Linked DNA regions of Homo sapiens: region 2 is linked to region 1. The links are chromatin contacts, found by Hi-C or POLR2A ChIA-PET in ENCODE. All regions are on one chromosome and are shown on one strand. The core of a region is the stretch at or near the end of the contact, and the rest is flanking DNA. Distances in the headings are between cores, read along the strand shown.

Region 1 (3,277 bases), core at 155-2,654:
AGAGATGCAAAATGAGATTTAAGAAGAGGCCTTGGATTTGGCATCAGGGTTTCAAGGGGGAGCTTTTAGGGAGCAGTGTGTAGGAGGGGAGGGGCTGCAGTCAGTCAGCAGTGCACTGAAGGGCAAGTACCAGGTGGGGAGGTGGAGGCACCCAGCAGCGCAGCCTTTGTGCTGACTCACAGTCAGTGCGTCCCAAACCCTAGGATGGAGGCAAGCACACAGGGAGCTCTTCCTAGGAAAAAATGGGGACATCTCAGGACATCTGATTATTTCCTTTAAAGAGATTATTATGAAATTACTGTACAAAAAGAAAGAAAGCAGAGGACATCTGGTTTCTCCTTTCATTTCCTCCCCACTCCAGGTGTTAGCCCCAGGGCTCAGGTCTGGGGAAGGTTGAGCCTCCTTGCCCCAGCAAAGCCACTTCTGGTAAGGGGCAGGGACTCCTGGTTGAGACCTGGCTCAGCATCCTGCCCCAGGCAGGCTCTCGGAGACCCTGGGACCTGGGACCGTTGTTTGCAGGGCAGGAGATATGAGCAGGTGATGTTCCTGTTATTACACAGCGTGCTGGGTGAGTCACCGGGAATTTCCTAGGCATTTAAGGCGGAAGGATTGGGGTAAATGGAGGGGAAGGAGGAGGCAGGTGGAGAGAGGAAAAAGGTAGTGAGCTGGCTTCTGCCTGGTGAGTAAGTTGTTCCCTGCTTTAAAGTGAGATGATTAGGGCGGAGCCATGACTGAGGAAAATAATGTACCAGGGAGAGCCCTGAGGGAGCAGTTGAGCTGGAGTTAAAGGAGGTGATGGCTTCCAGAGTGCCAGTGGCAGGAGTGAGAGGCAGGGATGGGGCAGCTTGGAGTGAGAGGGATAGGGCAGCTTGGAGGTGGCTGATGCCGGATGCAGTGCTTCAGACTGAAAGGTGGTCGTTTGCTGTGAATTGCCCTCTAGATTGTGTAGACTAGGATGATGGGATGTTTCTTGAGCTTGGACCCAAGGCAGCATCTCCTGTTGACATAGTTCTCCCTCCCTACTGACGCTTCCTCAGGCACCTTGCCTGAGAGTTGAGAATTCTTAGGTTATTTCTTCCAAAGGGAGGACCCTCCCCCCAGGGTGCCACTTTGCACTGGCCTAGTTGCACCTCTGCTGGGAAGGTGTGAATCGGGGGCAAGTTGCCCCGTGAGTCAGGGTTAGGATTCTGGGTGAGACTCCACGCTGACAGGCCCGGCTTCCCCTCTGCTTCATGAGCCCCTGTGCCCATGTGTGAGCACAGGTGTGGTGGCAGGGCGGCCCGAAGACCACCAGCCCTGAGTGTGGACGGCGGCCCAGGGCAGAGGCCCAACCCAGTTCCAGGCATCTTCATGCTGCTGCCCAAGGCTCTTTTACAATGCAGCCTCTGGCTCCGGTCTTCCCCACACTTGTGAAATCACAGGCAGGGTCTTCCCCACACTTGTGAAATCACAGGCAGGCAACATAATGACAGGAAGTCAGCTGTCGGCTCTGTCTTCATACTCCTGAGGGCCCGGTTTTTAGACTTTGCCACTGTTCCTGGTTGCAGTATGCTGGTCATAAGCTAAAAGGGCATGGGGGTCTCTGTGCAGCTTGGTTTGGTATTTTAGTCCGCAGATACATAGGTTGGAATTAGTACCCTGGGTGCTGGGACACAGCTGGCGTGGGCTCACAGAGACCTCATCCTCTAGCATAGGAGACTCAGGTACACAGTTTCTGGGACACAAGGTTAATTCTGCACTGAGGCAGTGAGGGAGTGTTTCACAGCCGTGTGAGCTGGGCCTTAAAGATCGAGTCCCTGCAGAGGAGGGGGATGGGCAGTCCAGGCAGAGGACCCAGGCAGGACTGAGAAGTGGTGGATGAGGAACATGGGAACTGGAGTGTGGAATCTCCTAGATTGAGGAAGAGCTGCCTTCCGCAGGTGAGGTGGGCCCAGCAGAAACCAGCCCATTTCTGTTTTGACCTTTCGTCTTGCAGCAGCAGTGCTCCTGGCCTTTGCCCGTTCCTTGCTTTCGATTTATAGGAGAAAGTTAATTTCCCCCCTTGCCTCCCCACCTCTTCCTTTACGGGATTTGAATCTCTTGCACATGTTTTTAATAGGCATCCCTTAATCCAAGTGTTGCCTTCTGGGTTTTATTCTGTTTTCTTTTTCTTAAACATAATGGAACGTCTGTGCCAGCTTGGAACAGGACTGAAAACTGAGGCCAGCCAATGCGTTAGGCTGGCAGGGGGCCAGCCATGGATTAAGTGCCCTATGGCACTTGAGAAGTCTGGCCGACACCACACTGGTGGGGGAGGGGGATCCACAAAGGCTGGAGCTGGAGGTTCCTGCGTCTCCAACACCTCTGCACTGGGAGGAGAGATTAGCACAGACTCAGAAATCTGGCCAGGAGCAGGGCTGTTTGAAGGGAAGGCCGTGGGCACGTGCCATCGTCTACCACCCCAGCTGTGCAAAATGCTCAGCCTAGAGGTGAAACTGCTCTTCAATGGGGTGTGTCACCTTACCCCCCGTAGTCATTCTCCTAGAGGAGCCTTCTATAGAACTGCTTCTGCATTTGTTGGTAAATCCTTGAAACCAGATCTTAATTTGCTTGCTTGCTTGATCAGTTGATTGATTGGTCAGGGGAGGGGTTGCCACCTCCCCCTGAGAGATTTCTTTTAAGATTTAATGCCAGGACAAACTTTGTTTTCCCTGAGGAACTAGTAAGCATTGCCCATCCACCAACCAGAGCCATAGACCATGTCATGTTCCCTTTTTGTCTTGTCTACTAGGAAGCTCAGAGCCAAACTGGATGCTTTTGCAGTAACTATAACCTCATGGTTATCCCATTTATAGCCGCCTTCTTTCCAGAGTCCTTTTTGTTTCTCTGGTACTAACCAGGGTAAGGATAAGTACTTTGGGAAAGAAATGAGGGCATATTTAGTGTTTTGGGTTTTTTTTTTTTTGGTGTGTGGCAGAGTCTTGCTCTATCCCCCAGGCTGGAGTGCAGTGGCGTGATCTTGGCTCACTGCAACCTCTGCCTCCTGGGTTCAAGTGATTCTCCTGCCTCAGCCTCCAGAGTAGCTGGGATTACAGGCACCCGTCACCACACCCAGCTAATTTTTGTATTTTTAGTAGAGACGGGGTTTCGCCAGGTTGGCCAGGCTGGTCTCGAAATCCTGACCTCAAGTGATCTGCCTGCCTTGGCCTCCCAAAGTGCTTGGGATTACAGGTATGAACCACTGCATATGGTCTGTTTTTTTGTTTTTTTTTTTGTTAAGGAAAAATGTGCCATTGAA
Region 2 (3,217 bases), core at 408-2,907, 1.0 Mb after region 1:
TAAAACTTGTTTCTGATTATGAAAAGCTGTATGTGTTCTCATTGTTGAAAATACAGGAAACAATAAAAGGAACAAAAATCACCCATAATCCCATTACCAGAGAGAACCACTTGGTAACATCTTGGATGGGTTTTCTTTCAGCATTTTTTTTCTAGCAATAGTTTTTCTAAAAACTATTGCATAGTTTTTAGGTCAGTCTTTGATATCAGAAGAATTGGGTACTAATCCTGATGCCATCATTGGCTCAAGAACTTAATGGATGTAAACCTTGATCTTTGCTTGTAAAATGGAGTTAGGAGAAAGCTGGGCGCAGTGGCTCAGGCCTCTAACCCCAGCACTTTGGGAGGCCGAGGCAGGCAGATCACCTGAGGTCAGGAGTTCAAGACCAGCCTGGCCAACATGGCAAAACCCCATCTCTACTAAAAATGCAAAAATTAGCTAGGCGTGGTGGCAGGCACCTGTAATCCCAGCTACTTGGGAGGCTGAGGCAGGAGAATCACTTGAACCTGGGAGGCAGAGGTTGCAGTGAGCCGAGATCTCACCACTGCACGTCAGCTTCTCGGTGACAGAGCAAGACTCTGTCCCCCCTCAAAAAAAAAAGGTTAGGAGAATGCCTACTTCATAGGGTTTTTGGAGCTAAGCACATGACAAATACTCAACAAAGGGAAATGTTCCTATAAAGCAACATGGGATCGCTGTCAGCGCGATTTTTCTCTGGGTTTGGTAAGTCTGTTGGAACGCCTAGATCCCGAGGTCTGTGAGATGGGGTATCACTGGTTGCTATGAGGATTCCAGGAAGCCCAAGTGAGGTACGGCACTCCTGGTCTGGGGCTGCCACAGCTGGATCCCCAGGAGGCCTCCCTGCCACCTGCCCCTCAAACTGCTGAGCTTTTCACACCTCTACTGTCTGCACCCACCTGCTGGGCCCCTCCCCTCTCCCCGTTGTTCCCACCACCACTCACCTATCCCGTGGGTCTGCAGGTGCCGCTGCACCTCCCCTGGCGTCGGGCTGGCCCCCAGGCACCTCATGGCCACCATGAGGTCGGTGGCTTTTATCTTCCCCCTCTGCTGCTTGTCATACAGGGAGAAGCATTCCTTGTACTCTGCACACGGCCCAGAGGGAGGGTCAGCAGCGTCTGGTCACTCTCCGCCCATGCCGCCCTCCCCATCCTTAGTCTCTTCTCCCTCTTTTCCCCTTCCTTTTGCCTACTCCCTCCATCCCTCTCTCCCCTCCCAAGGGTGCTAGATACAGCAAATGAAAATACAGGACTGCCAAGTTAAACCGAATTCAGATAAACACTGAATATACTTTTATTGTATGCCCCAAATTTTGCATAGGACATATACTTCTATTGGAAAAGTATTTGTTGTTTGTCTGAAATTCTAATTTAACTGGGTGTCCTGTATTTTATCTGGCTCCCCTTCCCTTTCTCCCTACTCCCTCCCTTCCTTCTCCCTCCCCCTCCCCGCCAACCCACAGGACTGGAACTCCCAGGACAGTGCCCCTCCAGGGCCCACAGGGGAGAGCAGGAACCCACAGCAAGGCGTCCAGACCCCCAGGGGACCTCTGCAAACACAACTTTTCTGGACAATGGGAATAATAAGGCCTCAGGATTACTGTGAGAGCCAGAAATCCCAGGAGGCCTGCCAGAGAGTGGCCTTCATATGATGATATTATCATCATCATCAGAGCTGGGGCATTTCTGAGCCTATTGCCCCTGCCCTGGCCTCCAGGCTGCTAAACCCTCAAGCTGTCCTTGGACTCGGGCCCTGGTCCTGTTCTTAGAGACTTCAAAGGGTCCTGCTGGGAAATTCTCCCAGGGTCTGAAGCCCTTTCTCCTTCGGTACTTGGTGGAGGTGGAAGGCAGCCGGAGCTAGCTCCCCTAAACCCACAGACTCCCGGCCTGACACAGCCATCCCACGGGCTCCCGGCCCTGGGAGGCCCAGGAAGGCCAGCTGGGAGTTCAGGAAAAGTCCCTGAACCGCACTGACTGAGCATCTGATTTAGGGGTAGGTGGGGCTGCCATCAGGACAGGGAGATTCTCGTCCAGCCCAGACGAGGCACCCGGGCCTGTGGGTGGAGCCGTGGAAACACAGTGGCCTGGCGCTGGCCCTCCCAGGCTGGGGCTCAGGGCTCTGTTCTCTCTCCTGCTTCTCACACCACCCAGGTAGGTCCTTAGAGGCCTGGACAATAATAGCCCCTTAGCTGATGACAGCAACAATGACAATTCACGTTGCTGAGCACTCCACCCCCAGGCCCTCGCTTCATCCCCACAACCCTGTGATGCGCCCCCTCATATTCCCATGTGCGGACAGGACATTGAGGGCTGGAACACTGAGAGCCTGGCTGTGGGCAGCTCTGCCCACCAGGCCACACTGCCTTCGGTTCCAGGGCAGACACCACTGAGAGCAGTAGGGTGAGGGAGAGGATGCAGAAGGAGCCCCCCAAATCCCCAGCCCAGACCAGGGGTCCCTTCATATTCCCTAATGAAGGCACTCAGGCCTCCCTGGTAGGATTTCAGGGGGGTCACTAAAGACAGGCAGATCGCCATGTACCATTTAGAGACAAATTCGCGGCCTTTGTGGAGAGACTGAGAGGAAAGCCCCAGCCCCGCACAACTGCCCTTTCAGAACATTCCAGAGCCTGAGCTTCCGAAGGGGCAAACCAAAGTCAGGACCAGGTGGCAGGGGCCAAAAAGGCCCAGGGGAAGCAGGGCCAGAGCCTGGCCTAAGACCCCAGGTTTAGTTCCCATAAAACCCAATTGCCTGCAAGAGGGCCCAGTGCCAGAGGGGACAATGCCATCACCTCACGTCAGGGGGACAGAGAGAGGGCTGCCCCAATCACAGAGCTTAACCTTAGCACTACAGGGGGTACCCCTGGGGACCTCTCATGGCCACCCTCACCTTGTCTTTCTGTCTGGGTTTGCCCTTGGGTGAGGGTGGGCCCAAGGCCCACTGCTCTCCCTGCCTGACCTGTGCTGGAAGGTGCTCATCACACCCTTGGGGTCCAGAATCAGCCTGGATCTGCAGATGGGGGCACTTCACTACTCCCCGACAAGCCCTGTCAGTCACTGGGGGCCTGTGGTCCTTGCCAGCAGCAGGGCCAGGGCTCAAATAGAGGCCCACCTCCTCACAAACCTTCACATCAGATACGTGCTGTCTCCCTGCCTCAGACGCCTTTAAAGACCTGGAAGGCCACATCTGAACTTTGCATTCC

What was found. A loop is a pair of places that touch in the nucleus more often than their neighbours do. ChIA-PET counts read pairs that join two places held with the same protein, here RNA polymerase II (POLR2A).
Region 2: a map of ovary shows a loop between it and region 1 (4-fold over the local background). The contact joins two enhancer-like sites. A Hi-C loop is called at or near these places in 1 of 168 maps with a recorded cell type or tissue (ovary). POLR2A ChIA-PET finds 5 or more read pairs at or near these places in 1 of 52 experiments (activated CD4-positive, alpha-beta T cell).

The regions. Positions count from the first base shown.
Region 1 is chr15:67,174,492-67,177,768 of GRCh38, forward strand. All of the region lies in intron 5 of SMAD3 (SMAD family member 3), which reads left to right. Among named protein-coding and RNA genes, the nearest start is that of SMAD3-AS1, 29 kb to the left of the region's middle. RefSeq lists an enhancer at 1,562-1,611. Within about 2 kb of position 1,405, at least 26 of the 41 ENCODE cell types and tissues checked have a DNase peak (open chromatin) inside an H3K27ac peak, as active enhancers do.
Region 2 is chr15:68,198,579-68,201,795 of GRCh38, forward strand. It overlaps CALML4 (calmodulin like 4), which reads right to left. Exons shown (of 5, transcript NM_033429.3): 3 at 963-1,103. Among named protein-coding and RNA genes, the nearest start is that of CALML4, 5.1 kb to the right of the region's middle. RefSeq lists an enhancer at 1,943-2,714. Within about 2 kb of position 1,658, at least 3 of the 41 ENCODE cell types and tissues checked have a DNase peak (open chromatin) inside an H3K27ac peak, as active enhancers do.